Linked DNA regions of Mus musculus: regions 1 and 3 are each linked to region 2. Evidence: chromatin loops called from intact Hi-C (ENCODE). Cell type or tissue: heart. All regions are shown on one strand. Links, peaks and the distances in the headings refer to the core of each region. The heading gives the core; the rest is flanking DNA.

Region 1 (10,727 bases), core at 595-8,594, 56 kb before region 2:
TCAACCAGGTAGTGTGCAGCAGCGATCCGTCCCAAATCACTCTATTCCTCAGTCTGGGAACATGCTCTCTAAGTCTCCTACCAACCAGGCTTCTTCACTGAGCTGCACTGCACAACACTCCATTACACTGAGCTGCACTGCCCAGCATTCCACAACACAACACTGCACTACACTGTGCTGTGCCTTAGAACACAGCACCACACAGCACTGCACTGTGTTGCGTGATAGTACATGCCACTGCACTACTCCACATAGCTCTGCACTGCACCACACAGCACTGCACTGCACTCTCCTTTCAACAAGCAGTGTAGCAACTACAGGGATTGTCTTTAAAAGCTGATGAAAAAAATCTTTTCAATTTTTAAAAAGTTTTCGTAATAAAAATTTAGAAAACCCCCACAGGTCTAACCATATTATTCTCTATTTTTAAGAGAGCTTCTAATTCTTCCGATTCCAGCAGAGTAAAAGCAGAGAGTCTACATGCTCAACTCCTTTCAGGCACACCCCAATTGCTCCCTCCCTGGGGCCTTCGGGCAGTAATCCTCCAGTATCCTTCGTTTCCAGTTGTCCCTGAAATGTCACGTTTTCCAACTGTTCCTCTTTGAACGATCTCCCACCCACCATTCTAAAGGTTTCTTCTTCCCCTTTCCTTAGCATTATCATCACCTGACACATGACCTTCTAAGTCATCAGTTCTGAGCTGACTCAGTTAAACGGAACCCACACTCCACCTACATATTCTAAAGGTGTGCATGCTCTCCTTAAGAGGAAAGTAGCTAGACAAAAGGTAACACTGTCTATAGTGGATCAGACATGCACAGAAATGGTGACAAAGAAATCCCAAACCAACCAACTAAACACATCCCAAACTGAAGCCAAACCCAGAGGTTCTGAGTTGTCTGCTAACTATAACATCTGGGTTTCTGGTATCCGTTTTCAGTGTTAAAATTTCCAAAAAGCTATTATCCTATTGTCTGCTTACTTAAAAAATTTTCCTAAATAGTTAGAATCTGAAGGAGAACTAGAGAACTAGGAAATGAGACCATAGGAAGACAAAGACGAAAGCCTGCTTTGTCCTGGGCATCAGTGCCAACCGCGGAGCTCTGGCACTCCAGTGGAGGCTGTGGGGAGGACAGGTGACACGCACTGATGCCACTGTAGCACCATGATGGCACCAGTGACTCACACAGCAGTTAATCTAATCTGTATGCCAGGGGCCGTGCAAAGCCTTAGCCGTCTTAGACTGAGGTACAACAGCTCAGATGAATTGATACTGAGCAGAGCCCGATCCCCAAGCCAAAGCAGGTGGCTTATTTCGCTCCTAAGGAACCTTGCCTCCTGGACGAGCTGAGGCAGCTGCAGCTTAGAGAGCAGCCAAATGGCCACTGACCCAGCATCACTGCACTTGTGAAATTACTCCACATGCCTGCCTCTCCGTGAATGCAGTCATGGCTTTATGCTGGCGGGTCCCTTACCTGTGGACATAAAGAACGGGATGCGGAACTTGCCACTCAGCACGCGGGCCCGCAGATTCTGCAGTGTGCTCCCATCAAACGGCAGGGCGCCACACACCAGCACATAGAGGACAACTCCAAGGCTCTGTAGCCCAAACAGAGAGTACGGACGGTTAATAGCATTGGAGGAAACAAAAGAGACCATTAGTGTATGTGCAGATGATGGGACCAACTTGTCCTCTTTTTAGGATATAATATGGGTCAGTGTCAAAGTCAATTGTCTTCAGAGCAGGTAACATTTCTGCTTCCAGACATGAATTTAGGGTGAGATTCCAAACATTTCTCAGACCCAGCCTCTCAAGAAAAGGTAATCTCTGTTGTTGCCACAGCCATCTTCTGCTCAGGCCCTCACAGGGGTCCTCTGCAGGTGCAAAGGGAGTAGTTGAAAGCCAAGGCTCATGTGACTTGGGTGCTGGGGGAGACTGGGGTTGCAAGTGCAGGTGAACGTGCTCTGCACTCCCACATGACAGGACAGCTGTCATCTGCAGAGGGGACAGGTGATAAGACGGGACATACTCACCCATATGTCCACTTTGGGCCCATCATATTCCTTCCCTTCGAAGAGCTCTGGGGCGGCATAGGGAGGGCTGCCACACCACGTCTTCAGCAGCTGCCCTGGAGTGAAGAGGTTGCTGAAGCCAAAGTCTAGAGAAGCAAGGGAACAACACTCATGTCAGCATCCCAGCAGGCACTGGTCTCTGGTTAGCGGAACACAGAGCTGTGTCACCAGGCTGAAAGAGCAAATCTAGGAAGTAGGCAGTGAACCATCTGAGCTCGCTGGGACTGGGTCACCTGCCTTGTTCATGTGCACCTGGAAAAGGGAGAGGAGGGACAGAGGAAAGGTGAAGGAGGGGAGACCCATGCTGGAAAACTTCTTAATTGATGGACTCTACCCCAAGGACACCCCAGCCTCCCTGGCTGGCCCTGAACTCCTGGCACTCTCCCTGCCTTTTCCATTCCCTGCAGCAATCTTAAGGCGACATACCTACCTCCCTGGAGCCCCTTTCCCTTCTCCAACTCTTTTGCCCTTCTCCTTCTGCCCTGTGCATTTCTCTAACTAGCCAGAGAATTCTCCCACGGAGGACCTGCTGGTTAAGACTATCTTTGCATGCTCTGTTACAAAAGACACTGGCTTTGGGGGCTGGAGAAATGGCTCAGAGGTTAAGAGCACTGACTGCTCTTCCAGAGGTCCTGAGTTCAATTCCCAGCAACTACATGGTGGCTCGCAACCATCCGTAATGGGATCTGATGCCCTCTTTAGGTGTGTGGGAAGACAGCTGCAGTGTACTTATCATATATATAAAATAAAGAAATAAAATCTTAAAAGAAAATACACTGGCTTTGTTCCCATGTTGTTTCCATCTGTCAACTTAAAACAAAAATCATGTGTGTGGGGGTATGGGTGTTGCAGGATATCTGATCACACTGTGAACTCTGCGATTGTGTTATTTACTGGAAAATCCTATTTCTAGTTGTGGTGTGGCTCAGTCTCATCACATACCTTTAATCTACCTGGATGGACACAGACACACCCTTAGTATACACCTTTAATCTCAAACAATGAAGGTTAAGTTTAGTTTGTGGAAGGAAGTGCCCATGTGGAAAGTGATGTCAAATTGAGTGGCAAAGTGACACAGTGATGAATCAGAGAATGATTTGACAGAACAGGATATGCCTAACTCTCAGGAGAGGGAGGGAGGGGGCGGGGGAGCCAGATTGAATCAGTCAGCTTGGAGAGTGTTTGCGCTACAGCTCAGAAAGAACTAGAAAGGGTGAGCTTATTCAGCAGCAAGTCTCAGGGGCTGAAAACACTCTAGGCCTAGATTAGGTCGTACTGAGGCTAGAAGCTTCCAGGACTAGGTTAGCAGACAGAGGCAATAGCCTCCGAAGCAACATTTACATCAGGGGATAAAAAAATACTTTTACATGTGGGTGTATGCCCAAGTTTGTATGAGTGCCCATAAAGGCCAGCGGAGGAAACTGGATTTCTTGGCATTACAGCCTCTTTGAGAGCTGTCTCACATAGGTGCAGGGATTTGAACTCTGGTCCTCACAATGAAGCAGCAAGTGTTCTGGACTGCTAAGCCATCTCTCCAGCCCCTCTTGCTTAGAATCTTACCTTTTACACCTCCTAAGCTATTCACTCAGAGCTCAATGGCTGCCATACAAAATCAGATCCTGTTATCTCTTTGCTCAAAAAAAAAAAAAGAGGCAGCTCTCTATTTTAGCATTGTCATTAAGTTCCATCACAGCCAGCCCCACCCTACCCAGCTCTCCTGAGTACCCCTGGCTAATCTTCAGTACTAGAGGGCCCACATCCTGTGTTTATATGCCTTTCTTTATATACTTCCTGTCTGTGCCAGGCCTGTTCCTGTCTCTCCCACCTTTAAAATGTCATCCGTTTTCAAGGTGCAGTCAAATATTACTTCCTGTATGAAGCTTTAACTGATTTCCAGCAGAAAATACCATATCAGTTGCTTCCTTTGGTTGTCAGAGCCTTTTGTTTATTCTCTGACATCCCAGTCTCCACTCTGCCTTACATTGTTCTTAGCTATATGATGTGTTCAAGCTTTCTACTGACTACTGAGTGGAGAGGAAAGAGGTTTATTTGTTCTCATCTTTTCACAGAATCTTTGATATACGATAGAAAGGTTCACAAAAATGAGCCAGTTAAATTACTGTGTCAGTCGCTCCTGAACACTGACTGGTGCCTTCTCACACTGCTGCGTCAATGGCCACCTACCAGAACCTCTATCTCCAACCTCTCTCACCCAAGCTGCTGAAGCTAGTAGCTTACTGATCACCAGGGGTTTAGTTCAGGGTCTGATACAGCCAAAACAGTGCCATTTGTCAACAGAAATAAACACCCTGTTGTGAAGTCTCTTAGATCACTGTGGTGGTTTGAGTAAAAACTGCCTGCATAGGCCCATAGGGAGTGATGCAATTAGGAGGTGTGGCCTCGTTGGCATGGGTGTGGTTTTGCTGGAGAAAGTGCATTACTAGGGGGTGAGACTTTGAGGTCTCAGAAGTCAAAGTCACTGTAACTTCCTGCTGCCTGTGGATCAAGATGTAAAACTCTCAGCTCTTTCTCCAGCAGCATGTCTGCCTCTGCTCTGCCATGCTTCCTGCCCTAAGGCTAATGGACTAAACCTCTGAAGCCAGCCAACAAGATGTTTTCCTTCATAAGAGGTGCTGTGGTCATGGTGTCTTCACAGAAATAGAGTACTGACTAAGACAATCCCCCTCCCCCTTTCTCTGTACTCCCCTGTGACTCTTTATCTTGTGTGTGTAATTCTTTCAGCTTTAAAAACACTCTACCTCTCTTAGAGAAGTCTATTCTTTCTCCGTAGTTTCTGTAGAACTACTTATTAGAGTTGCTGAAGGAGACCTGTCCAATGACAACACACACAGCTGACACGCCATCATGCATGGATGGAGGGAATCTCACAAGGCCCCACCTCTAGATGAAGAGCTGCATGTAATTAAAGCTACCAAGAGAGGGAGAGTCAGTCTTCTCTTCGACAGAGGTGAGGCCCCAAGGGTTATCCAATCCCAAGTGGTCAGAAGTAACTCTCTCTCTCTCTCTCTCTCTCTCTCTCTCTCTCTCTCACACACACACACACACACACACACACACACCGGTACAAAGAGGAGATAAGTTGAGAAGGAGTGGGGGGACATGAAAGGGGCCGAAGAGATGGGAGGGTGGGAGAGTAGCATTCATGTTTAAAAAAGGCTACTATTCTTTCCTGGCTTTCATGATACTTAGCATTTCTTCGAGCACAGTGAGTGTGTAAGAAATAGTGCTTATGGACCGGCATGGTAACTCATGCCTTTAATCCCAGCATTCTGGAGGCAGAGGAAGATTGGTTATCTGTGGATTTGAGGTCAGCTTGGTCTCCATTATGGGTTCCAGGCCATCCAGGACTTCACAGTCAGATCATGTCTCAAAAACAAACAGCAGATGCTGCTTCTGAAGGAGAACACATTGGAAGCCATGCCCATGGATCAGCTGGAAGCCATACCAATTGATGGCTTGCTGGAGAGTCTCCCTATGGCCACACAGGCAGCCTAAGCTGAAGGAAATCTTGTAGTTCAGGCTGGTCTCTAACTCAGAATCCTCTTGCCTTGACTTTCTGAGTGCTAGGACTAGAAGAATATACCACCAATCTTTTCAATGTCCAATTACACCTCACAGTCTGCACACAGTGAGCAAAATTGTCCAAACTCTTCATAAGCAAGTAGGATAGGTTGTTAAAAATCCTAACAGACCCTAGACTTGATGGCACAAGCCTGTAACCCCGGCTAGGTGAGGCTAAGTCAGGAGGACTCGAAGTTTGAGGTCAGCCCAGGCAGCTCAGTGCGGAGGGCTCGCTGGCATCACTAACAAGAATCTGCAGTGGGACACTTGTGGTGGTGCTGTGAAAGATGATTTAAACGCAGTTTAAGTTTCCAAGCCTAGCAGGGGCAGGCCCAGCATCCTTCCTGACAATGCATCACTGTAAAGCGAGGTTTCCTTAGCACTGTGTGGCCATCTTCCCTGCCAGTGGCTCTTTACCTCACATCCCTCTCCATCACTGCCATGTATATGGTAAGCTAGGAGTACGGCTAGTTCAATGTGCATTTAACTTTAGCATGAGTTGGTTTTGAACATTTAAATTATCCATGCAGGAGAAACCTCAAATTATTAACACACGGGAACATTGGAACTCATTTTGAAAACTCAGCTCCCTCTAACAAATACTTGAGGGGCTGGAAAAAAAATGAGTTGGAGGAAATATGTGCTCTGGTTTCTCTTAGCTGCTTACCGTTGTGGGCAGCTTCTGCACACTTCAAGCAGAGGGCTATTTTTCAGAACTGTTGGCAGTTTAGTGAAGTAGCAGGGGGACCCTGGGATGTGTGGTTGAAGCAGGGGCGGGAAGACGTGGGTGAGCAGCCTTTACTGTTTATAGGACAGACAACTGAAATAAACTAAATATCAACCAACACAGGAGGAAAAACTCTAACAAAAATAAAGCAAAGACTAAAACAAGGATGGATTCTCACTGGCTTGGGTCAGAAATATCAACAAGATTTACAACAACAGCAACAACAACAAGGCACAGAGCCAGGGTTTGATCAGTTACTTTGTACCTAAAAAGTTATGATTTCTCTTCCAAAGGCACATGGGCTCAGGAGCTGCTGTTTCTGCTACTCACACTGCCTACTGCTGCATACTCCCAGCACCTCATACAGGACTCTAAATGAATGCCTCCATCTCTTCACACACTCATTCAACATCAGTGTCTGGAGGACTTGCAGGGGATACTGCAGTATGACAATCCCTACAGAAGGGACACCATCTCAGGGATGACTCAAAAAGGAAGCAGGGGGCTAGAGAGATGACTCAGCATGAAGCCTGCTTCCTGTGCAAGCCTGAGTTCAAATCTGAAGCACTCACTAAAAGGCTGAGTGTAGCCAACCGGCATTTGCTGAGGAGGGGGAAATCTAAGGTTTGCTGGTTGCCAGGTCGGCTGCAGGGTCAGTGAGAAACCCTGTCTGAAGAGAATGGGTGTGTGTGTGTGTGTGTGTGTGTGTGTGTGTGTCTGGAGAGATGGCTCAGAGGTTAAGAGCCCTCTTCTGGTGTGTCTACGACAGCTACATAAAATAAATAAATCTTAATAATATACATATAAATAAATAAATCTTGAGAGAGAGAGAGAGAAAGAGAAAGAGTATGGAGAGGGAGCCAGGCAGTAGTGGCACATCGAGTTAGTTCCAGGACAGCCAGGGCTATACAGAGAAACCCTTTCTTGAAAAACCAATCAAACAAAAGAATGGAGAGGGATAGAGCAGGACATCTGATGGCCTCCTAGTGCAGGTGCAAATGTGCACATGTAGATATCATACATACACCACACACCCATACACACAAAACCTAAAACAAACCCAAGATCACACTTAGGTGATCTGGGAAGGTAAAGAGAGAAAAGTGGACTGGAAACTGAATGGGGGTGGAGGGGAACATGATCAAGCACAGAGCACTCAGAACTTGCTTGCTAAGTGAATACAAGAGACTATGAAGGGACTGCCCTGGGTGTTGCGTGGGGCTTGTGGCACTACCCAGAATGCACAGCTGCATCAGGTGAAATGAGCTCAGCTCTAAATGCTGGGTGCTATGGGCCTCTGCTTCCCTCCCCTCCCTGCCCGGCTTTGAGAAGTTCTATAAGACAAGATGAGACCATCCTGTGCTTCTTGATACATGCTCAGCAGAGATCCACTCTTTATAATACACTTTATAATTTCATCTAATTAAGGGGCATCGACAGTGGCTTTTGGTACGTTCAGAATTGGGTAACCAGGGTGGATTTAGAGTACTTTACCACAGAAAGAAGCCCTCCCTGTACTAAGCACCATCCCAGCACCAGGCGTCCATCCACTCCCCACTGTCTGTCACTATGGACTTGGCATCCTTCTTTCAGCATGTCTAGCTTAAGGGTCAAGTCAAATGGACAGCGAGAAGAAAAAAGAAAACTCAGGATAGAGTTTTTAAAAAATTAGATAACTAAAAGTGGATGAGATTTTGGCAGAACTTTTAAAAACATTTTTCCGACTATACTTTTTAAGTCATGCATGATATCCCTGGAGTTAGCAGAAGCATAGCCCAGCCACTTCTGCAAAAGTACATGTTCTGTGCTAGAAAAGGTCCCTGCGTCCCCAGAACCAGTACCACCTGGAAAACCTGGAGTGCCAGGACGTGTCGCTCTGCGGCTGGGCTCACTAGACAGTGACCTTAGCTTATCTCTGCTATTATGGCTGAAAGGCATATGTGGCCCAGGATGGAGAATGCCATAGACTAAACTCTGGTGCAATGTCACCACAGTGAAACCATACAAGTCACATACAAACGGAAGCAGAGGAAAGACTCGGATCAAATGGGATCTGATGAGCTCACAAGGGCAAGTAAATACTTGGAGTTACAGGGCATCCTAAAAGCCCGAGAAAGCGGGAGGTGTGCAGCGCTGAAGCCAACGTCATGAAGGGGGCTTTGGATATGGAAGAGCAATTTGGATATTCATGCAGTAATTCAGGGTGGATCAAAGATTCTTCCTACCTGTACTTGTACATTGCTTTGCATGCAACATGGCACACGGTGATTTTACAGAGCATCCTGGATCGGATACTTGAGGTGACATAAAGGGAAAAGCATAATTGTAGATATGCTGACTGTATACAGAAAACAAGCCCCGGGAAGAAATGATTTCAGAATGACCAGTATCTTAGAGGGAAGGTTATATCTGCAATGTTTAGAAATCTTTCATTTACACTTCCAAGGGTAAGCATACATGAACCTACAATTCACTATGCTCTTTCAAATATACAGATGTTAAAATATTACTTTTGGGGTGGGAGATTGAGACCAGGTTGGAGAATTTTCAATTCTTCTGCCTCGGGCTCCCAAATGTTGAGATTACAGGTGAGCACTGGATGTCCAGCTTAAAGCATCGCCTTGAATAATAGATGGAGACAGCCAGCAGTCCCTTTTCAGAGGATAGGAAAAGATTTATGGCCTACAGACTCAACCAGAGGTGATAAATGTCATAAAGATTTTTACCTAAGAAATCAAAGTCGTGGGCTGCAGAGATGGCTCAGTGGTTAAGAACACTGACTGCTCTTCCAGAGGTACTGAGTTCAATTCCTAGCAACCACTTGGTGGCTCACAACCATCTGTAATGGGATCTGATGCCCTCTTCTAGTGTGTGTCTGAAGACGGCTGCAGTATACTCATATAAAAATAAATAGATAGATAATAAATCTTTAAAAACAAACAAACAAAAGAAATCAAAGTCATAACAGAAAGAGACCACTAAGGGCTAGAGAGATGGCTCATTCAGGAAATGCTTGCGATGCAAGCAAGGGGACCTGAGTTTAAGATTCCCCAAAGCTAAATGTAATGACAAATGTTTCTAAATCCGGTGCTGGGGAGAAGGAGGCGGGTGTGGAAGTGTGCTGGCCAGGCATCCCCGATTAATCAGGGGGTAACAGGCTCCAGTAAGAGACCCTGTGTTCATAGGTAGCTAGAAGGATAACACTTAAACAATTCCCAGTGAAATCCGTTGGCTTACATATACACACAGATACATGCCCACTTGTACACACATGAACATACACACGTGTGGTGGCACACACAAAGGAAATTGGTTACACTGGATACAGCAGTTACACCCAACACAGCAGAAGCCATATGGGTGGAGCCTATGGTCATTTATTTCTCCACTCCTAAGCAACTCAACTTAATTTGTTAAGTGTCTTTTCCAACCCCCAACACCCCGGTTAGTTAGCATTTGTCTGCAGGCTCAAAAGGCAATTTACATCCTTTTCTCTTAATACAAAGCAGAGGCCTAATTTGAACCCTATGTTCATCGCCTAGGATGGTTTAAATACCAGAGGCCAAGATTGATTTTGAGCCTTGAAACTCTTTGTTCTAGGCGAGATGAGGCGCCTGAGGCTATATAAGGTAGTGATACTGTATCCTAAAATAAGCGTATCATTAGCTGGGTATGTGAAACATGGTGGGAAAAGAGAGGAGGGCTGGTGGCACTAATTTAAAAATCGGGACAATTCCAAGAGCAAATTTTCTTGTTCAGTCCACCACTTCAGAGCAATAACAAGGACATCTTTCCTGGTTGACCAAGGAACAATCCAAAGCAGATGTGAGCAGACGGGGCAGAGCCTTCAGCTAGTGTCAGTGTTCTCGGTGCTCCCAAAGCAATGCAGCTGACAGCCAAGCCTTCTGGAGAGCTAGACTTCCCTTCCTGCGTGCGTGTGTGTGTGTGTGTGTGTGTGTGTGTGTGTGTGTGTGCACGCACACACATGTATATATACACACTCAGAGGGAAAGATTTAAGAGGTCTACCAGACTCAACAAGATATATATATATGGAGAGTATAGCTTGGGAGGACAATAAATTGGAAATATATCCGTATTTCCAAGTGTCCATCTGCACCAGGAAGCACTGAGACAAGATCCCTCATTCTGTCAAAGCTGTAATCTTCTGAGGACAACTTACAACCAGAGACAAACACCCCAACGCACAGTTAACTCTGGTCCTTGTCTGAGATCTCCATGGACTTACAGAGAAAGGGGGCTTGTTAGAGATGACTCAAAAATAATAAAGACCAAAATGAGTGGAAAAAGTTATATAAATAAGAATCGGGTTGTTACCCAGGCTG
Region 2 (10,727 bases), core at 1,576-9,575:
ATAACAGCGAGTCCCTGTGGATTCAGCTGCTGGTGTGGCCATGCACACCTTTAGTCCGGAGCAGTCTGGGAGGCTGAGGTAGGAGGGTTATGAGTGAGAGACCAGCTTGGGATACAGAGTAAGAACAAATTAGCAAAATAAACACAGGAGGAAATACTTAATTTCATTCACTCCACCAAGACAGGCAAGGAGCCAAAGGTAAGACACCTGCCTCACTGTGCAGGGCCTTCAGACATCAGCAGGGAGGATTCTAAATTTGCTTTTTATAGAAGGTAGCTTTTGCCAACATTGTTTACCATGATACATTTCAGCAGGTCTGACTGACAAAACTCATTTCACCTTGCAAGTAGCTGACTCCAGAGGGGAGCTACAGCTGTGGGCTTATCCACGCATGCCTCTATACATGGTTGCTTTTCCATAGGGATCAGCAGGCTCGGCAAGTCTGCCATAGTGGCGGCCTGCTTCTTCAGCCTCACACATACCTGGGTCAGGAGACGTCCCCTGCTGACTCACAGCAGTGAGCACACTTCCCTCAACTCTGGAGAGGACTACTGCTGCAGAGCTGGGAGCAGGCTGGATGAACACACTCAGCACCCTGCAATCTGAGGAACCCCACCTCTCCCCAAAATATCTCTTCCACCAGCCTGCTAAGGCGAGGTTCATCCTTCTGGTCAGTCTGAAATTCCATCCAAGAGATGCACTACTTGTGCCGTAGCGTTTTGCTGGTGGTGCAAAGCAAGGCTTGCTTCGTAGGAAGGTTAAAAAAACTACCACAGAAATTGCTTTCATGATACGGGGTTTAACCTATATTCTGATAGAGATAGCAACTGGAGAACTAAGCCCTGGCTCATCTAGAAAAGACAAGAGGGTAAGGGCTGACTCGGGCAAGAACTCCTTCTTCTTCTGTTTTTTTCTCCAGCTTCTCTGTGTAGCCCTGGCTGTCCTGGAACTCACTCTACTGTAGACCAGGCTGGCCTCAAACTCAGAAATCCGTCTGTCTCTGCCTCCAGAGTGCTGGGATTAAAGGCGTGCAACACCACTACCCAGCGACACCCGTAATTCATAGTTTAAACTCATGTGATATCTAAATAATCACATGAGGTGATAACACAGTCTCTGTTCCTTTGCGGTTTCCACAATGCTGAGGAACTCTGATCCACAGAAGGAAACTTTTAGCCTTAGACTCGGTCTGTGTGTTGCTTGGGAGAATCAAAGGACATGGGTGGAGGTCCCAGGGAGCAGGGAAGAAGGGTGGGGCAGTGCTCGGATGGCAGCCCTTCACTCCGCGCACCCACATCTTCCCAGAGGCAGCCTTTCCTGTAGGCTGTGCAGGACTCCCGGCCCTCCTACCTGGTAGAGTCTGATGATGTGTGGATGGCAAAGCATCTTCATTATCTGAACCTCCCGGAAAATCTTCTTCAAGTTTTCTTCATCCAGCTGGCTCTTATCTATGATTTTAATAGCAACCTGGCAACAGAGGAAGGAAACGTATGGGAGCATTATTAAAAGCAGTTTACTCAAGAAAATTAAACCCACTTTAAATGGCTAGCATTGTGTTTTCAGGATGTCACGTAATAAAACAGTGTAACTCTTTTTAAAAGACAGGATATGGATTCCAAGGAAGTTTGTCTCAACGGATAGGCTCCAAGAGCAGATGGGTTCTCTGTAATTCTTACGCTGCCTACACAGTAAAAGCCCAGGACGGAACATCTCGTTACCGAAAAAATGTGGCCAGTGCTAGCTAGGTCAAACCATGCTTCCATGAGCAGAGGGCAGGACTTCCTGCAAAGACGAAGCATGTGTGACAGGTCTGAGAAGTGGCTAAGGTGCCAGCAGGAGGGGGCAAAACAGGGGTGGCAGAGTTGGTGACAGCAGCTATACAGAACATTCACCCTGTGACAGTCTCAGCTCCTACTGCCTTATGTCGACAACTCCCCTAAGCCTCATAACGCCTGTGTGATTATGAACCTTTTTTATTAATATGGAAACTAAGGCACAGAAGAGTAAGCAGCAAACCCAATACTTAGTCATTAACAACGACTATGCGGCAGATCCAGGTGGTCTGGCCTTTAGAAAGAAACCAACATTAAAATCCTATGAACCCCAACACACGGTCTCAGAACAAGACACCACGCAGGCCACACTGGTTTTCTTCAGACTCTGTAGCCAAGGCTGGTCTCAACTGCCACCTTTTTATTTCAGACCCCAGAGTACTGAGATTATGGGAGTGACTCACCATGTAACACAGCACAGACATTTTAAAACAGAATGAAAGATGATGGACTTTGTTTCAATCCACTAAGTCATACCCCCACCACCCCACTCGGTGTTTTGAGACAGGATCTCTCTACATAACCCTGACTGACCTGGAACTAGCTCTGTAGACCAGGCTGGCCTCAAACTCACAGAGATCGTCCTGCCTCTGCCTCCTGAGTGCTGGGATTAAAGGTGCATGTGAGCCACTGGGTCCAGTTTAATTTACTAAATCTTCAACTTTCTTATCATCCTCAGAGAAATACTCAAAATACTTGTTTCACTTCAAAAATGTTTCTGTATCTTAGTTTCAATCACTTAATCAATACATAAATCAATATTAATAAAACATTCAGCTCAGAGCATGATGACTGTAAGTTAGCCACCCGTATGGATGCTTGGCACATAGGTGACTTTATTTGCAGTTTTTTCAGATATCAGAGTGGAGACTGCAAGGAGGAAAGGTACCAAGAGGCAGGCTTGAGCGCAGTGCCCAGGACTCAGCCTGCTGGAGGAATGTGCGCCCTGCGTGTGTCTCCAGCTCCAGGACTAAAGGGCACAGCTATGACTTCCAGGACTTGGAATCTCCTCTGGGACAGAGGTGCAGTGGCTGAGCAGAGGATGAGCACTTCCACCCAGAGAGACACACGGGGAACAGGAGGCTTAGAGCAGAGAAGGAAGTGGACAGAGAGCAGCGGGAGGGGCCTTAAGACACTGAAGAGCGGGGCCACCACACCTTCTGCAACTCTGATCTGTGAGGCCCACAGGCATTGCTGGTCATTGTGCAAACATCACTCTACCAGCTGGCCTGGCACTGCACCTGCTTCTCCTGGGCCTGCTCCCCAAACCGTACCATAGCAAACAGTACCTCTCTATGGAATTCCTCCACAGCATCAAATTCTGGGCTGCTCCTTAGGGTAAAGGAGACAAAGACTCCACAAAACACTGAAAGGGGAGCTTGGCCCAGTTCTGGATACAGGATCATAAGCAAGGACAAAAAAGAAGCCAGTTGCTTAAACTAAAAAGTTTAGAACGGTCTCTTAATGTATAATATAGAGCAAGTTATTTTAACTCCTGTATCTCCTTCTCTGTAAAACATGGGCATGGGCATGCACACAACCTGCTTAAGTGTGTCTGGCCTGTGATACACATACACGAGATTGGCACCATCCTAACCTCCATTTTCACACTCTATACAGCTTCAGGTAGCAACTAACTTCAATCTCAAAGTATTAAATGGAAAATTACAGAAATAAAGGGTGCCAGTTTTAAACTGATGGCAGTCTACCAAGCTTGAGGAAGTTGTCTATAGGCAGTTGTGTCCTGCTGGGGCATGAATCATCTCTCCACACAGCACACCCATGCCATATTCGCTACCCTATTACTCAGTAGTCAGGCTCGCTGCTCAACATCACTCAGATCATGTTCAGGTGACCTGTGTTTTACTGATCCAAGTACCCCAAAGTACAAGAGCAGCCATGCTGGTAACTCCGCAGTCCCGGGGTGTCCTGGGGAAGTTGAGAGGGGCTTCCTTCCTTCACCCTCTTGCCTTTATTAGAAGGGAGCTGGCATGACGGTGCATGCCTATAGTCCTGTACACTAGGGAGGTTCATGCAAGAAATCCTAAGTGTGAGGCCAGCTGGGCTATAAGGCAAGACTCTGCCTCAAGAAACCAACAATAGAAATGGAAGAGAAATCATGAGCTAGAGCTGCTAAGATCTACAGTTGGTTGGCTGTCAAGATAAAGAGCATATCCACATAACTGTTACTGCAGTCCACGGCTAATCTATTTTATTTGTGAGGGAGAAGGGGGTGCCACTGTTTATGGCTCCAGGAACCCCCATCAGGGTCTTGAAAATTATCACCTACAGATAAGTGGGGCAGGGGTGGGAGGAGGCTCTATTGAATATAGGTACTGATGCTTTCAATATTTCTAGAATGTGGCCTTAAACTTTGAGCATTCTATGGCATGGATTAGACTGGCTTCACTAAGCAACACAATTCTGAATCAAAAACATCAATTCCTTTGTCAAAGGGCAAGCCAGGGGCCAGAAGTAAAGTAGCTGACAATTTGTGGGAGCACAGAGAAGCTCCTGGCCTGCTGCCAGCTGATGTGTAACGAGTATGGAAGGAACAGAGCTGAGGGAAAATGAATTCCATTCAGGACAGTCATCCTGAACCACAGGGCGGAAACCACAGCAAGGCCCAAGCTGAGGCTGTGCGTGTCCCTGCCCCTCCCCCCAACTAAGGAGCCCCAGTCCTAAAGAGCACTGCAGTACCGCTAGACAATGGCAAGCCCTAGCTGTAAGCAGGAAAGGGGAGGGTTCTAAACAGCAGGAGGAGGAACAACAGAAGAAATGATGAAGTCACAGAGCAGGGGCTGGCACGCGGCAGGATTATTTTGAGAACAGCATACTGAGCATGGGTTTTTTTCACAGCTGCAGACTATATGATAAAAGCTGTAGCTTAAAGTACACATAGGCTCCTTTAAAAATTAATCATGCTATAGCAGAAGTAAATCTGCAGGTAACTAGACAAACTTCCAAAGAGCATGTTTTAATTTTTAGGGATACGGATGTTTTGTCTGGATGTATGTCTGTGGACCATGTGCATGCCTGATGCCCTCAGAGGCCAGAAGAGGGAGTTGGAGCCTCCATGATGAGAGTTACAGATGGTTGTAAGCTAATCTGTGGGTGCTGGGAACTGAACCTAGGTCCTCAGGAAGAGCAGTCAGTGCTCTTAACTTGTGAGCCATCTCCCCAGGTCCCCAGTAAGTTGTTAGAGATGGGAGAGGGAAACCTGTAAGTCACACACTCACCCAAGCACATGGAAACTATTAACAAGAAGGGAGTGGACACAGCGCAGGATCCTGTGAGTCCTGTAGCCTGGTCTGTTCTCCACAGAATCCTCTTCCCTTGCAGAGAATATGACTGTGTGAACTGACACTCCAACATTAATTAAACATGGCATCACATCAAATAGGCTGCTAAATAGATGCAGATTGTGAACGTTCTTAAAAATTTCCCTCCGCAAGACACTTCCCTTCAACGAATTCTTTTTAAATTGGCATCTGGTAAGAAAGAAATTAAGTTCGGCTCATGCCAAAGCCAGAACTTCCCTCCTCGCTCTCGGGGGTTCTCACTTCTGAAACCACAGTGGCTTTAACCCTTGCCTCCATTCTGCAGCACAGGGATGCACACACAGAAGGAAGATGAAAGAAGAATTAGTGGCTGCTTCCCCCAAAGGGAGTCATTCTCCTGCTTATTCTGACCCGACATTCTGAGGAAAGACACGGTGGTAGAACCAAGACACCAGGAGAAAATTCAACTCTAAGATCAAACCAACCACAGTTTCCCAGCAAAAACCCCTGGTGGGGGTTTCAGTGAAACACTATGACAAATACACAGCTTTAAAAAAAAAAAAAAAAAAAAAAACCTCCAACAGAGGAAAGCACAGTCTGTCTTCTTTCCTCGGGAGAAGGGGGCATCCTTCAAGGAAAGAAGCGGCCCCTCTCACTGAAATGTCTTCTGCTAGTTCCACTGTGTCCTTAAACCTTAGGGAGGTGAGTGTTCTCTTACATGAAGGCAATTTTTTGGCCTGTTTCTAGAACAAATTTTATCTCCTCTAGATTGTTCTCAGCTCACCTCTAGAATTACCGAATGGTCTAGATATGTCTAATCGTACACAGTAGCCACCAGCCACATATGGTTACATAGCATTTGAATGTAGACAGTGCACACAAATATATACCATTTATCACATTAGTATTACCAAAGGACTGTAAGCTCACCATCCTACCTTTCTATTGATTACATGTGGAAATAAGAGTTTAGATATTAAGTTAAATAGAATATATTACTCAAAATTAACTCTATATCCTTTAACTTTTTAAAAATGTGTATACTGCCAAGCTTGGTGCCATGGGCCTACAGTTCCAACTACTTTGAGAAGCTGAGGCAGGAGAATCACAATTCCATGGATAATTGGTGGGACTCTCAAAACAGAAGGGGAGGAGAAGATTTCAATATGACATATAATCCTCTTCTAGTGGATAGCACTGGTCTAGGTGATCTAACAGCTAAGCAATCGCAGGAGACATCCATTCAGGGTAACTACTGAGGACATGTGTGCTGAGCATCCGGCAAGCTAGGCTACTCTGTTCCTCAGCAGCTCAGCTCCAGAGCACTAAAAACTACTGAGACAGGAGGATCATTGCGAGTTTAAGACCAGCCTGGTCTACAGAATGGAAGAAAAAAAAAATTACAGACAAACTTCAAAGAAGCTTCAATATATATATTGTCCCCATTCACTTAGAAATCAAATTAAAATCAGAGATTAAAGCCAACACCAGAAGCACACACTTCCTTAACCATGGGAACAAAGTGTTTGTCACAGGACAGTACTTTCAGGCAATCTCCATTTTCTAATTGTGGAGAATAAGACAGGAAAATCAAAACAAGAGCTTTTTTTTTTTTTTTTTTTTTTTAAAGTATAGACTAGAGCTTATTCAGGGCATGGGGAGGGGAGTTGAGAGGGTAGCAGAAGCACACAAGGCAGAGAGAGAAGTGGGGGGGAGAAGAGTAGAGACGGAGAGGCCGACCATGAGCACGTGGAGGGAGCGGGAACAAGACGGGCTGTCCTAGAACTCACTCTGTAGAGCAGGCTGGCCTTGAACTCAGAAATCCGCCTGCCTCTGCCTCCCAAGTGCTGGGATCAAAGGCGTGCACCACCACACCCGGCTAAAATAAAACTTTTTATAAAGACATTTTATCCTGGAGACCCAGGGCAGAGTCTTAGAAGCTGTGGCATCCCCAGATTCACTGAGAAATGGCAACTACAGCAACATCCTAGCCAGTGAACTGACCCTCCTCTGAAGACTCCAAACAGATCCAAGGAAACCTGGAAAACCTTTGGGGAAACCTGAAAGCTGGCCACACTCCCCTGAGTCTCTTAAAGGTCCAGGTTAGGAAATAGCTGCCTAAAAAGGGAATTGTAAAACCTTTCAAACCAGCCCTGATGAAGAAGAAACAAAGCTTTTTCTCCTAATCCTAACTACCAAACAGAATGGCCATTGGGAAAACAAATGTAAAGAAACCACAAACTTCACAAGCTGACATCTTAAAGCTAAACCTGTCAGGGAGTAAGTGGCCATGATTAATAACTGTGTCACATGGCCAGTCAGGATATAGACCGGCCACACTTGGGACAAGCTTAACCTCTGTATTTGAACCAACTTCTTAACAGAAATCCATCCTTTAGTTTTAGTAGTAAGGGGTAAGGTGAAGCTGGACATCTGAATGGAGACAGTCTCTTTTACACACCAGTCACACTGCTTCCTGGAAATTGTCATTACACACCAGTCACACTGCTTCCTAGAAATTGTACAGTGTCATTACATACCAGTCACACTGCTTCCTGGAAATTGTACAGTGTCATTACACACCAGTTGCACTGCTTCCTGGAAATTGTACAGTGTCATGCCTAAGCTGGGATGCCCGAGTCTGAGCCAAGAGGACTCAACATGGACAACACAGATGGGTCAGGCAGCGTTCAAAGGACTACAAAGGAAGATGTTAGCTATCATCTAAAACATCAACATTTTATGACTACACAGCTCAACTCCCTTTTTTTTTTTTTTTTTGTACTTCTCTGGCCTGTCTGGGACAGCGAAAGCAAACTAGTTTGTACATTTAGGAATTCTGCAGGGTAAAAAATGAAGAATTTACTCAAAATGGTCAAATATACAATAAAACATTTTTTGAAGCAATTGTAAGTTAGAACATTGGTAGTTTATGCATAATAAATGGTATCTGAAACAATGGAAAAATTGCTCTGTTGGTGGCTGCTCAAAACTCAAAGCATTGAAGGGAAAACTTCAAAGGTGAAAAGAAAATGATGTCGCAGTTCCAGTCATTTCTATCTGATTACCATTTACTGGTTTAGAAGGCAGGAGCCACACAAGTGTCTCCGCCATTACAGGTGACTCGCTCAGGCCCAGACATGAGTACCGCTGTGATTACACCGCTATTTACAAAGTGCCAGCAATGTACCATAGGCATACAGAGTGCGGATGTCTAGCAACCATTGTTCTGCAGGCTTAACACTTAAATGGACTGCACAAAAAGATACTTCAAAAAAAAACCTGAGTGTAAGAAAAGATGGGACTGACAATAAAAATGAAGGTCAGGTAAGAAGTACCAGACTCCAACTTTCCATTCCCTGGTGTTGACTTTAGATTAACGAGCAGTGGGAGTTTTAAAGGGAGACGTCTAGGCTGGCAGCAAAGGCTCAATGCAAGGGCTGCTGTCCTGGCCGACATGGGGTGGTGGTAGAGCTTGTCCATCCTGCAGCCCTAACACAGAGAGGGGGGTAAGGGGAGCTAAACAAGAGTGGAAGGCAAACAAAAGGTACTTGGATGGAGCCCATGGCCTCCTGCCTGTGAGGCGATGGCTCTGTCACTGACTCTGACCCCCAGTCCAAGATCTTTGAAAAGAGAGGAAATGTTAGGGATGGGGAAGTAGAGGGAAGGTAAACTCCACAAAGAAATGAGGTGACCAGGAAGTTTTAACAGTCCCAAGTGGCAGCCCAAGCAAGGTGTGGAAGAGAGGGATGTGGGAAGGAAGGGCTGCTGTTAAGGAGACTCCCAAAAAAAAAAAGAAAAATAAGAAGAGGCTCTCAGCCTAAAAAAGATTTTAACTGTCACAGTGGGAGATAAGCTTCGAGAGACTACGATTTAGCCCAAAGAACAAAGAAGACAGATTAGATGTGTAGAGAGCTGGGCAGTGCTCTCTGAAATGAGGTCAGGAGGAGGCAGCGAGCTGAATGAAGTTCAAGATGGATGTTCTTAATGGAGCAAATCTACTCTTTCCTGGAGTGCCAGCTCAGGTAAAAATAACAGAGGCTCACCAAAGGACAGGACGGTGCTGTTCCCAAGAATGGTGTTTGTCAAGAAGCCTGGGCACTGTTCAGCACCTAGAACTCAGAGTCCAGCAGAAAGCTGCTTAACCCGACTGTCATGGCGTGTGTGACTTTCATAGGCTTACGCTAGGGTGATTCGTCACACTGGACAGGTGTCCTGCTAACCATGCCATGACAATGCTGTTCTTGGAGAGTCAGACCGTGGGTCACCTGTGCCTAGCACAGCCTACACACAAGGACAGGAGTCTCAGTGGACCAAGGGAGCACAGTAACAATTGGAAAATCCTTTTCAACTCCTTTGTTTGTTTGTTTGTTTGTTTGTTTGTCTTGTTTGTGTTTTCCAATTACCCTCCTCATTTCTGAAGGTGGTAAATCTGACCACTGTGGTCAAAGCACACACGCCCCACCTGGTCTTATGCAGCCGGAAGAAGGAAAGCTAGCCTCTTTGAGCCCACCAACGGTCTAGGTAGGTTTTCATGTCACGGGTGCATACTACCACTTCTAAAACTCTACCAAAACTGTAATGCTATGATGCATTTTGCATCCCTCCCCGGAGGAGTTTAAAGGCCTCCTGAAACTTAGTAATCAAGTTTTTCAAGTAAACTGGATTTCGCTCCCATAACAAATGCTAGCATTTCATGTAGTAAATGGTGCCATTTATGCAGCCTAAGTCAATCCCTAGAAAGCACAGGAAACATTAATTAATTTTCAATTTTTCTATATTTATTTTGCAGATAAGAAGGAAAACCTAGATAGAAACTCTTCCACAGAGAAAACTGCTGAGTGGTGCCACTGCTCTGAGTCAGCCAGAAACACGGGATAGGGAGACTGTACGGGAACTAACATCGCTAGCTTTTCCTCAGCAGACCTCGTGTCTCCCAAAGGCGCACAGCAGTGCTAAGTGACACTAACATCTAGAATTTCAGACAGCTGCTACAGTGGCACCAAACACTTCACTTAAAAAGAATGATCATAAATGAATATTGATCGAATAAAATATTGAATATAGCAAATAACAATGAGGTAAAAAATTTAAAACATCAACAACTTAAGAAAAAAAACAATTATATCATCTATTAGTCCTTCCTTATATTTTATGAAAATACCAATTAGTTTATTGCCAAAGAAAACTACAACCTGCATTTATGCAGGTATTGTAGCACAAAAGGAACAGAGCACACGTAACATCATGAAAACAAGTTGGGAGGGGCTGGGGAGACGGATGGTTGATGGACGGACGCACTTGTTTTGCAGAGGACCCTCACCCTGTTCCCAGCATCCATCTAGGTGATCACAGTCATCTGTAATTCCAGGTCCAGGGGATCAAATGCCCGCCATAAACAAGGTACACAGGCATTACCTAGGAAACCTACTGTTTCTAATGTCTAGAAATATAGTCAACTAGTTAGCTATTACAGAAACCAAGTATGATGATACATTCTTTACATTACTGCTCACGGGGCTGATACAGGAGAACTGAGTAAGTCTAAGGGCAGACAGGACCACACAGAGACCCTATTCAAAACTGCAAGCAAAGCCAGAAAAGGTGGCTCACA
Region 3 (10,727 bases), core at 2,062-10,061, 67 kb before region 2:
GGAAGGAAGGAAGGAAAGAAAAGGAAAAGGAAAGGAAAGGAAAAGAAAAGAAAAGAAAAGAAAAGAAAAGAAAAGAAAAGAAAAGAAAAGAAAAGAAAAGAAAAGAAAAGAAAAGAAAAGAGAAGAAGAAAGAAAAAAGTTGTTCTTAATTCACAAAGTTGAGTACACAGAGGCCGGTTAAGCTTTTGAAGTTGTAACATTGTTGTTCAAGCCTCTAGATGGCAGTCCACTCTTTTCCTTTGGTCTTTCTGCACAAAATTTCATGTAAGACATTAGGGGGCCAAGGCCAAAAAATGTCTGTAACAGGCTTGCTTTAAAACAAAGAGTTCTTCTCCTAGGCAATTTCTTTAAACAACAACAAACAAACAAAATAACCTGTCATAAGTCCCAGTGCAAATCTCAACTCCAGGCTTCTGAAACTTCTTCTCAGTCATCCTTAACAGATTTTATCCTAAGAGACCCTGAAAGTCTCACTACAAAAAAAAAAAACAAAAAACAAAAAACAAAAAAACCACAAGGAATTATGAAATTATGTACACAAACTTGTATTAATCTTTGATTGTTCAAGGAGCCAAAGAGTTTTCATAGCTTCCCCAGATTAGGGACTCTGTTTTGTGTCGGTGGCACAAGGGCAAGCACTGATCCTAGCTGTCACATGGAGCAGAAACTGGCCGACGGTCAGAAGCTAACACATTTCATCTGCTGCAGAGGGTGAAACATGGCCGAACTCAGCATCAAGCCACGTTTTCTCAGTATCATATAGCTCATAAAATTGAATTCAGGCGAGCTCTGGACACGTTATTCTACACAAAATATGGAAAGGATGTGAAAATGAAGGCAATGACCGTCTTCAAACCTACAACCACAGGATACTCAAGTGAGCAGACGGAGAAGGAAGCAGAGCAGAGGGAACCTGTCGGCTCTTCAGGACGCCCCAGCAAAGTGGCTCCTCACTGACCCTTCCCAGAGGGTCACAGCTACTTATTTTACAGATCACTCTTCTGCATAACAAGGGGACATAAGGAACTCCTTGGTCACCTACCCCCAATTCTCAAAACTCTGTGACAGTGATAAAGGAATGGTCTGTGTATGATGTAGTAATCTCATTTTCACTAGAAATGCGTCACATGGTAGTCTCCTGCTGTCACTCACAGACTCACAGACTCATGTTTGAAGAATGGGAAGCTTCCAAGACAGCAATTGCACCTTTCAGAACAGCATCAATGTCCAAACATGAGCCAGGTCCTCCCAAATGGCAGGCGCATCAGTGACTGATAAACCTTGCTGACAGCTGTAGCACCGTCCTCAGAGGCTAGCTGTGGAGGTGTATTCCTAGAGCCTCAGTACCTAGGGGCCCAGACAGGAGGTCATCAAGGCCAAGTGCGTGCTCAATATTGTTCCCAAACCAAAAGCAACAGACCTGGAGAACAATGGCTTCTGCCTGTTCACTTGGAGGCTGACTACCATGGAAATACCTAAGAAGTCACAACAGAACAGTCATTCCCACCCTTCAAGCTGGAGTTGCCAGAAAACCATTATTTTACTAAAGATTTAGGTGTGCTGCTGTATGGGGTCAAAACCAGAGAGACGGAAATGAAATGTCAGTAGAGTGATTCCTGCAGAGACATTCCTGCCCATATTATCATGGTTGGCTATGGTGTGGTAGGCAGAGTACTACGTCCTGTAAAGCCTCAACCTATACAGGACACCTATTATAATCTACATTTTTTAAGAAATTAAAACTGAGACATTAAGAAACTTAGGCAGATACTAAACAGTAGAGTCTGTTTATTTTTATTGTTGTCCTTTCTTTGTTTTTTTGAGATAAGCCAGACTCAGGTTAATCCTAAACTCATGGTCCTCCTGCCTCAGTCTTCTAAGCATTTGGATTTCTGGGGGTGGTTTATTTTATTATTATTGTGTGTGCACACACACATGCATGCATACATGGCCTATGTGTAGAGGTCAGAGGCTAACTTTGTGAATTCAATTCATTCTCTTCCACCTTTAAGGGAGGATGGACTGGTTAGTGGTCCAGGAAACAAACTTGGGTTAGCAGGCTTGTGTAGTTAGGGCCTTTATCCACTGAACTACCTCACCAGCCCCCCTAGAGAATTCTTAATCTAAACACTACCTTTAAAAATACATTATTAGAAGCTGGACGTGGTGGCACACCCTTTTAATCTCAGCACTCGGAAGGCAAAGGCAGGTAGATCTCTGAGGTCAAGGCCAGTCTGGTCTACAGAGTGAGTTCCAGGACAGTTTGGGCTACACAGAAGCCTTGCCTCAACAAACAAACAAACAAACAAACAAACAATGACCATTTTTAGTGTTTGAGGTAGCACCCAGCATAGCTTTAGAAAAACAAATCCAAACAATTCTCGCATCCAGCTGATGACGTGCTGTGTGAGCTCCAAAGGCTGTTGCGGCACTATTCACCTACAAGCAGGTTCCAAACGAAGCAGTAGAGGGCATGCTCACAACTACTAATGAGATGACAAGGACTGTGAGGTGGGCTGACAGCGAGTGTGTGCGAGACTGGGAGCAAGAGAACATGGAAAGGTGTGTGTGTGTGTGTGTGTGTGTGTGTGTGTGTGTGTGTGTGTGCGCGCGCATGTGTGAGGAGTGTGTGTGTGTGTACCCGTGTTCACCTGCTAATGAGGTCAGTGGCTAAGATGAACAGTCCTACTGAAGCCTGAGCTCTGGTGATTGTGGGGGATGGATGAGACAGGCGTTGCAAATCAAGGAATCATACAAGGAGAACTGAGCTCTGTGGGACTGGATGCCAGCATCTCTGGGCTGACCCCATGAAGGAAAGCCTGCCATCCCTGAACCTTTCAAGTAGTGCCATCATAAAGCTCTGCTCCGGGGTCTGTGCAGAGGAACAGTCTCAAAGAAACGACGTGCCAGGTCCCTGCACGCGCACAGCTTCTTTGAGCTGGTGGAAAGAGAAGCCATCTGTTTGCCAGAGGGCATTGTAAGAGTGTAAGAAACAATTACCCAGAAACCCATGCTTCCTCTAAGTGTGTACAAGAAGGTGTTTGGTCTAGTTTCTCTTAGTCTTTCCAGTCAACAAGGCATATGCTCAATACATATGTTTAAATACATATGGGATTCTCAAGTGTTCAGCACCAAAGTCTATATTTTGGACAATTTTAGCATGCTTCCCATCAATGTTTACTCCTTAGTTATAGATTGCTTTTATAGCAATCCAAATTTTAGACAGCTCTATTTTTCTAAATCTCAAAATCCAAAATGGGAACAAAAATTAACCGGCAGTCCAATCTCTAAAACATCCCTTTCTGTGGATAATGAACAACTTTCAGAACTTCAAACAGTTAAACTGCATGTCAGAATTGGATGCAAGCTGGCACACTGCTGTCAGCTTCTGTTACTCGCAAGCTCTGACCAGGTCAGGGATCAAAACAGGAGAGCTGGCTGCGCAGATGGAGAGGGGCTGTGAGGAGCCTCTGCACAGAGAGCTACATGGCTTTAGGAGTCTGGTGCTTTGCGCTCCAGGCCTTCAGATGTTTGTGACTCAGTGTCTCAGTAATGCTGACTACTTTTTCCAGAAAGAAAACCGCAAATAAAACATTCTCATATCCTCTCAGATTCCCTCCTGGCTTGGTCTCTCAGTCTCTTCCCCTCCCAGTCTTTGAAACTACTTCTCACTATATAGCCCAGGCTGGCACTAGTTTGCTCTCATCCCTCCAGCTGATGGGGCTGTAGACATGCACCATCAAACCTGGCTCTGCCACTTTTCTCTATAAACAGAAAATAAAGTTTGTCATCATCTCTATACAGATAATGAAAAGTTAAATCTATTCTTAAAATAGCATTGTGTTTTGGTTTTTAACCAAGACAGCTTTGGTAAGAGGTTGGCTGGAGCTAGAAATCTCCCAGAGTCTAAAGTATGTGCTATTAATTAAGAAGTTTTAAAAATGTGTATTTAAGCTCTAGTGTAGGTGGGCATGGGGCAGGGGCAGTCTTGGTAAGTGAACTTAAGCCCCCAGGCCTTGTGGCAAGTGCCTTTACCTGCACTGCCATCTCGTGGCCTCCTATTAATGCTTTCTTTGATATCCTCTCCAGGACTCTCCAAATACTCTGAAAACCTTACCAGGTATCTATTTACGAGAACTAACTGTAACTGAGAATGGTTAGGAACTCTCTGGGGTCAGAGGGCTAAGGTTCAAAGGTTAGTTCTAGCATTTTCTAAGTGAGCATCTCTTATCCTTGCTATGCCTTCATTTTTATACCAATCAAACAACCCAGCATTCAGCATATCTCACGGGATAGTTAGAGCCTGCTGAGAACTAAGTAGTTAAATCAACTGTGCCTAGTGCACAGGAACCCAAAGTTAGTTATCACCCAACCTCTGGAATCAAGCTTCTTCTACTTGGAGTTTTCTTTATTCTTCTATAAAGGCTTTCCATAAATCAGAAAACAGTTTGCTTGAAAGGTATAGTTATAACTGGAACACTATCAAGGACCTTCATCCCTGGCTTTCTAGAAACTTAGATAAACTCATGGGACTAGGGCGAGGCCTGATTCACTCGGATGAGGTCTAGCTTTGTTTTGTCTTAAAATGGGTCTCATAGACCCCAGGTTGCCCTTGAAACTTACATATAGTTGAGGGTGACTTGTGATTCTCTTGCCTCTGCCTTCCAAGTGCTGGGATTACAGGTGTGGCACCACACCCAGCTCTCTGGTTTGAGATGTGTTCCCAGGTGGATAGACACCAAAGCACCACAGGTTTTTCTCCCTGGATGGAGAGCAGACCTCCAAAGACGTGCCTCTGCACTTATAGCTCGGGCAAGTGACGCCCATTCCCACTCTTGCTCCTCTCCACAAAGTGCTTTCGCCCAGGGAGACACTGTGTGGTTCTTGATGGGTACTCGGATAGGGCAGAGTTACCTTCCTCTAAGTGAAAGCTTTCTGGCAGTAGCTGTAGGCCATATTCTCCATCAGAAGCATTATGTAAGTGGGATCTGCATTCCCAGTGATAAAATGCTTATGCAATATTACAGCTAATTAAGTCCCAATGAAGTCTAATCAATAAGGACTCAAAAATATTGCCCACAAGAGATCTCAATGCACTCAGCATCAGTGCAGTTTCTTCATGGTAAATTAATTTTCCTTCCGTTAAGTAAATGGTTGGACTATATTTGCTCATAGGTGGTATTTAACAAGAGGATAAGGCAAAACACATATCCAAGGGTTTAAAAATGTATTATCAGGGAGTGAATCTAGTAACCAAATGTGTATATTGCTGGCTTCCATCAGTGGGTGGAGTCAGATGTGGCCACTGCTGACACTGGCTAGACCAGGTCTCATTTTATATGAGCTCAAGGAAATGAGTCCCCTTATCATCTTGTGGCAAAGGCTGAAATGCTCCCTGGATGACAGCTCTGAGCTCTGGGTCAATCCAAGAAGCTTCACTCAAAAACACTGGTCTGGGCCTGGAGAGATGGCTATGGAGGTCCTGAGTTCAATTTCCAACATAGCCATCTATAATGAGATCTGGTGCCCTCTTCTGGCCTGCAGGAATACATACAGGCAGAGCACTTTATACATAATAAAAATAAATAAACCTTAAAAACAAAACAAAACAAACATGGTTTGTAACAAACATGATTTATCAGAGACTAGGAGAGCCAAATTACAGTAAATCAAATAGTTTGTTTTGTTTTGTTTTGTTTTTCGCTGTGAGATGGTCTCATTATGTAACCCCGTCTGGCCTCCAACCTCCTATGTAACCAATGCTGGTGTCCAACTCACTTATGTTCCTCCTGCTTCAGCCTCCTGAGTGCCGGGATGACTGGCTCAAAATACCTTTGCAAACTAACCAGAAGTCACTTGATCTAGTCATCTACAAAATAATAACAAGAGATTATAAAGCCAATTGGTTTCCTGAGTGTGTCCAACCATCGGTGGGGAGCTACCTCTCACTTTAATAGTACAATGCCGAAGCGACAGGAGAGTCTACAGTTAAGTAGTAAGTCCTTTCTCAACTTTCCTTTTTTTGGTGGGGTGGGAGGTTGGGACATTGAGACAGAGTTTCTATTATGTAGCCCTGGCTGTCCTGGAACTTGCTATGTAGAGCAGGCTAGCTTTGACCTCACAGGATCTGCTTGCCTTTGTCTCCTGAGTGGTATCCACCACCATAAGACCAACGTTGTGATTCCTTCCATATTTCATTCAAAATTGTCACTGAAAAGACATGTAATTCCTGCCAGGTGCCTCTAGGTTCCAGAAGATGCAGCTGTGTAAAACACATCTGGTTGTTTTAGGCCATAATAAACTAGGTAGTTAAAACCCACTCATGACACTCATTAGCCCATGACAAATGCCATGTAACAATATGTGACCTTAGTTGATCTCAGGACAGCTATGGAAGAACACTCGTGTCTAACAAGCTTTGACCTACTATGAGAAGACAACTTCATCCCACAGTTACTATAGAAACAGTGTCCATCTTCAGAGACTGATCTCCCAGCTGGAGACACTCTGGAGTCTGACTTGGCCATAAAAGATAGAGGAAAGGATCTTCTAGTGTTTCACAGGCTAATGTGGAAAGCTCTCTCAGCCCTGACTGAGTTTCTACATCTTTTCACAGAAATCAGTAAGCTCAGGCCAAGGTGGTGACAGCAGAGAACAGGTCTTGTTTTTCACCCACACTGCCCTCTATAGGAAAGAGACAGAAGCACAAAGAGGGAGAGCAGACCTGACAGCTTCGACCTCCACAGGAAGAGCTAATTCCAGGTCTAGTGAGTCACAGCTATGCCCAGAGACAGAAAGAGGACCCCGGGTGAGACTCTCAAGTGTACTTCCCTTGAAACTGAACTCCATGATGCTTGAAGGAATATCCTATGATTTCCTTTTCCTCTGTGCCTCACCATATGGATAGTACCAGCCTCTGATGAGTCTTGGGATTCAGGTCTATGGTACAGGATAAAGCTAAGCACATGCACATCGCTGAGGATGAGAACGAGCATGCAGTAAGATGGTGACCGCCAGCTCTTTTCCTCCACTGGTTCTTGCTTTCTGTGCTTCATCTTACAGAGCATTGTTTCATTCACTTGGGGAATCTCCTCTCCGGGATTATACAGTATCACTATTTGGGACAATCACGCTGCCATTCTCAGAGCCTTTCAGCACTCATGATAACTCACTAGGAGCGTGGTTTCAGCAGCTAGGTTATTTGCCAGGAGCTATGCTCAGCAGCCTGCTTTGGGGAGGCCTGAAGAGCCTTGCATGGTCTGAGAGGCTGGGGTGGAAGATGGAGGATATCCAAACTCCTCACAGGAAATACTGTGGACACTGGAAAAGCAGAGGAAGTGGTTTATTGACCTGCCCCCCCCTTTTTTATAACAGTGAGGTTGAGCAGAACAATACAGCATCCGAGGAGTGGCTGACTGGGGTGAACTGTGTGGCTTTTACAAGGCAACTCACTTCTCTACACGTCACGGCAAGCAGGAAAATAGTATATAGTAACAATTCCAGAGCACAGCTGCAGGGTTTAAAGCAGACGAAATACAGGAAAATACTTCACAAACTCTAGCCTTAGAGAAATGTAGTTATTTTTGTGTGTATTTAAGGGTGGAGCAAGGACTGAAACAGGATCTCATGTGGCCCAGGCTAGACTCAAACTCACTGAGCAGCTAATGACCTTCAGTTCCTGAGCCTCCTGCTTTCACCTCCCAAGTGCTGAGATTAGACACGCACAATGTAATTTCTTGATATTGTTTGAGTGAGAGTATTTCCTGTGGAAGGGCTTTGGTGGGCCGTACCCACCCCCACCCCCGTAGACTGTATTTTTAACAAACCTGTGTATGAGTTCCCTCCTTTAATACATCTTTATGAGTTTAGACACCAGACACTACCCCATGGCCTGGGAATATAGCAGTGAACAAAACTTATCCAAAACCGCTCATCCCTGCCAGCTAATGATGACAATGATGACGACAACAACGACAATGATGACATGGGAGGTGGGAAAACAATTTAGAGCATGTGGAGCTGAGACAAGGGTTAAGACAAACACAATTATGGAAGCTGTTGGTGGCAGTGGGGAGGGCGGTGTCAATAGAGGCCTCAGAGTGCCCACCTGAGGGGACAGCAGAGTGTGCTTGCTATGTCTGAGAAAGGACAAACACTATCCTGACTAAAGCCCAGGGCCTGAGGTCAGAACAAGAGAAAACAGGACTGGGGGAGGGGGCGGGGGTGAGGTGCTACAGAAGAAGTCACAATTGTGTACATTTCTCATTTTTCTTTTTCGAGACATGGTCTTTTCTTTTTTTGGGAGGGGGGGGGGTTGAGACAGGGTTTCTCTGTGTAGCCCTGGCTGTCCTGGAACTCACTCTGTAGACCAGGCTGGCCTCGAACTCAGAAATCTGCCTGCCTCTGCCCAAGTGCTGGGATTAAAGGCATGCATCACCACCGCCGGGCTGAGACAAGGTCTTAATTCACTATGCAGACCAGGCTGGCCTTGAACAGATCTACCTGCCTCCCAGGGCTGGGGTTAAAGGCCTGCACCACCAGCAGCCTGATTTTAAGAGTCAATGAAAGCCCCTGGAACACAAGGTCGGTGCAGTTGACTCTGACACAGAAGAGTGTGTAGGAAGTGCTGCTGTACCAGACACTGCTAGATTATAAACAACTGTGGGAAGGCTGGAGGCTTTCTCTGCATATTCTTTAAGTTCAGAGTCTGGTGTGGAAGGCTTATAATGAAAGAATCAATTACAATAAGAAATAAATTAAGATTAAAAAATATATGTGTCTCAGCATTCGGGAGGCAGAGGCAGGTGGATTTCTGAGTTTGAGGCCAGCCTGGTCTACAAAGTGAGTTCCAGAACAGCCAGGGCTACACAGAGAAACCCTGTCTCGAAAAACCAATTTATTCTCATGTACATGACTTTGCATATATACCTGCATGTCAGAAGAGGGCATCAGCTCCCATCATGTGGTTGCTGGGAGTTGAACTCAGGACCTCTGGAAGAGCAGACAATGCTCTGAGCTGCTGAGCCACTCTAGCCTCCAATTACAGTATATTTTGATAAATGTCATAGTAGTAAGACAAGGTTCAGAAAGATAAAAACCCCGGAAAATATCTGAATTTGCCTTTTCTTGAATATGCACGTGTGTAGGCCAGAGAACAATCTTGACCATCACCCTCAGGATCATCGGCTTAGCACTCGATCAGGCTAGACTGCCAGCAACTCCAGCACTCAGGAGACTGGGCGAGATGGTTCTTTAGTTTAAAATCAGCCTGGGTTATAGAAAGAGACTCTGTCTCAAAACAATATATTTTGATTTTTGAAAACATATATGTGTGTGTTCTAAGTTATAGTATAAAGTATGTTTTTTTATCATGGCTGTAGTAAAAATTCTTGAATTTCAGTGCTTTAGACACATTAGCAGTAAACTTTAGGGCAATGTTAAACTGCTGAAACATTTTTAAACTATAAAATGATATCATCAGATTTGTGCGTTTGTATGCGTGTACCTGTGAGGTTTGCATGTGAGGTGTAGTTTTTATTATTCGTGTCTGCCAAGGTCACGCAGAAACATGGAGAAGACAAGGATGGAACTCAGCATCCACAGATTTGACAAAGTCTAACTTAGGCAAGAGAAGATGACAGCATGGTTACTGGAATAGCAGACTGACTGCACAGCCTTTACTAACCAGTTGGCTCTGGTGGTGATAAGAGAAGAAACAATCAAGACTTGTTTCTGCCAAGCCTCAGACGGGGACACCAGGGACACCAAATAGAGCAAAACTGTGGATAGGGAATAAAGTTCATTTTGGAAAATGCTTCAGTGAATGTGATTTCAAGATGTTAAAGGAAGACACTGAGTAACAGGTTGTAGTTCAGGGGCAGGGTGCCCACCTAACATACTCAAGGTTCTGGGTTCGAGTCTCAGTACTACAAAACAAGGAAAATAATTTTTTTAAAGATGCTAAATAGCAAATGGATGGATATTTGTGGCCCTAGACCTCAGGAGAGAATTTGGAGACAGTTAATTGGGAGCAGTCCCCAAAAGGGATCGGTGAAGCCATGGCAGTAAACGAGATGGCTCAGACAGCTCATTTGGGTAAGAGGAGATGTAAGGCTTAAGAGAGAACGAAAAATCTGGCAGAGATGACTAAGAGTATACTTAGGGGACAGAAGGAATGGATCTCAGAAGCAGTAAGAAACAATGGGGTTTAGAAGACAGTGAAAAACCCTAATAAATAAACGAGCAATTCCAGATCCTCAGGAGACTGAGGCAGGACTGTGTAAGCCCAGGAGTTCAAAGGCAGCTTGGAAAAACACTATGAGATTTTGTTGGAGAGGAATAAAAAATGAAGACCTGATGAGACACCTATACAAGGATGTTCAGGATCACAGACTTCAGAACTACACATGAAAGGAACACCACACACATGTGAAAGGGGACCACGCCCCACAGGCTAATCAGGCAAAAGCCGCAAGTCGGGCAGCAGTAAGAACTCTTATTTACAACAACACAGCCCAGCTCTAGGGAAGGCCGTTTGGCAGTCTACTACAAATCTAAACAAGCTCTTACCATATGGCCTCACAGGCATGCTCCGTGGCACTTACTCAAGTGAGCCGAAAACGTGTGTCCATACACAAATCCGCACAAGGCTATCAAAGCAATCTCAGTTACAAACTGTCAAAACTGGAGAGCAGCCATGACACTCATCAGTGGGCAAAAGGATAAAC

Evidence for each region. Hi-C counts contacts between places; a loop is a spot of excess contacts. Peaks named below come from ENCODE experiments on the same cell type or tissue, not always from the same donor. Only the 100,000 strongest peaks of a DNase experiment are listed, where the experiment ranks them.
Region 1: a loop joins it to region 2, with 2.3 times the contacts of the local background. A loop is called at or near these places in 8 of 42 quality-filtered maps.
Region 3: it touches region 2 in a loop (3-fold over the local background); 8 of 42 quality-filtered maps call a loop at or near these places.

What each region holds. Positions count from the first base shown.
Region 1 is chr9:46,169,304-46,180,030 of GRCm38, reverse strand. It overlaps Sik3 (SIK family kinase 3), which reads right to left. Exons shown (of 25, transcript NM_027498.3): 5 at 2,035-2,159; 6 at 1,476-1,599. Among named protein-coding and RNA genes, the nearest start is that of Apoa1, 54 kb to the left of the region's middle. In heart, for the core only: no CTCF peak of the experiment used is centred there; a DNase peak (open chromatin) is centred at 4,470; H3K27ac peaks cover 1,607 bases.
Region 2 is chr9:46,113,957-46,124,683 of GRCm38, reverse strand. It overlaps Sik3 (SIK family kinase 3), which reads right to left. Exons shown (of 25, transcript NM_027498.3): 2 at 1,351-1,467. Among named protein-coding and RNA genes, the nearest start is that of Gm46110, 40 kb to the right of the region's middle. In heart, for the core only: a CTCF peak has its summit at 4,879 (motif pointing right); DNase peaks (open chromatin) are centred at 1,753, 3,673 and 4,453; H3K27ac peaks cover 1,984 bases.
Region 3 is chr9:46,181,363-46,192,089 of GRCm38, reverse strand. The region is part of intron 6 of Sik3 (SIK family kinase 3); the gene reads right to left. Among named protein-coding and RNA genes, the nearest start is that of Apoa1, 42 kb to the left of the region's middle. In heart, for the core only: CTCF peaks have their summits at 5,537 (motif pointing left) and 6,692 (motif pointing left); a DNase peak (open chromatin) is centred at 7,269; H3K27ac peaks cover 389 bases.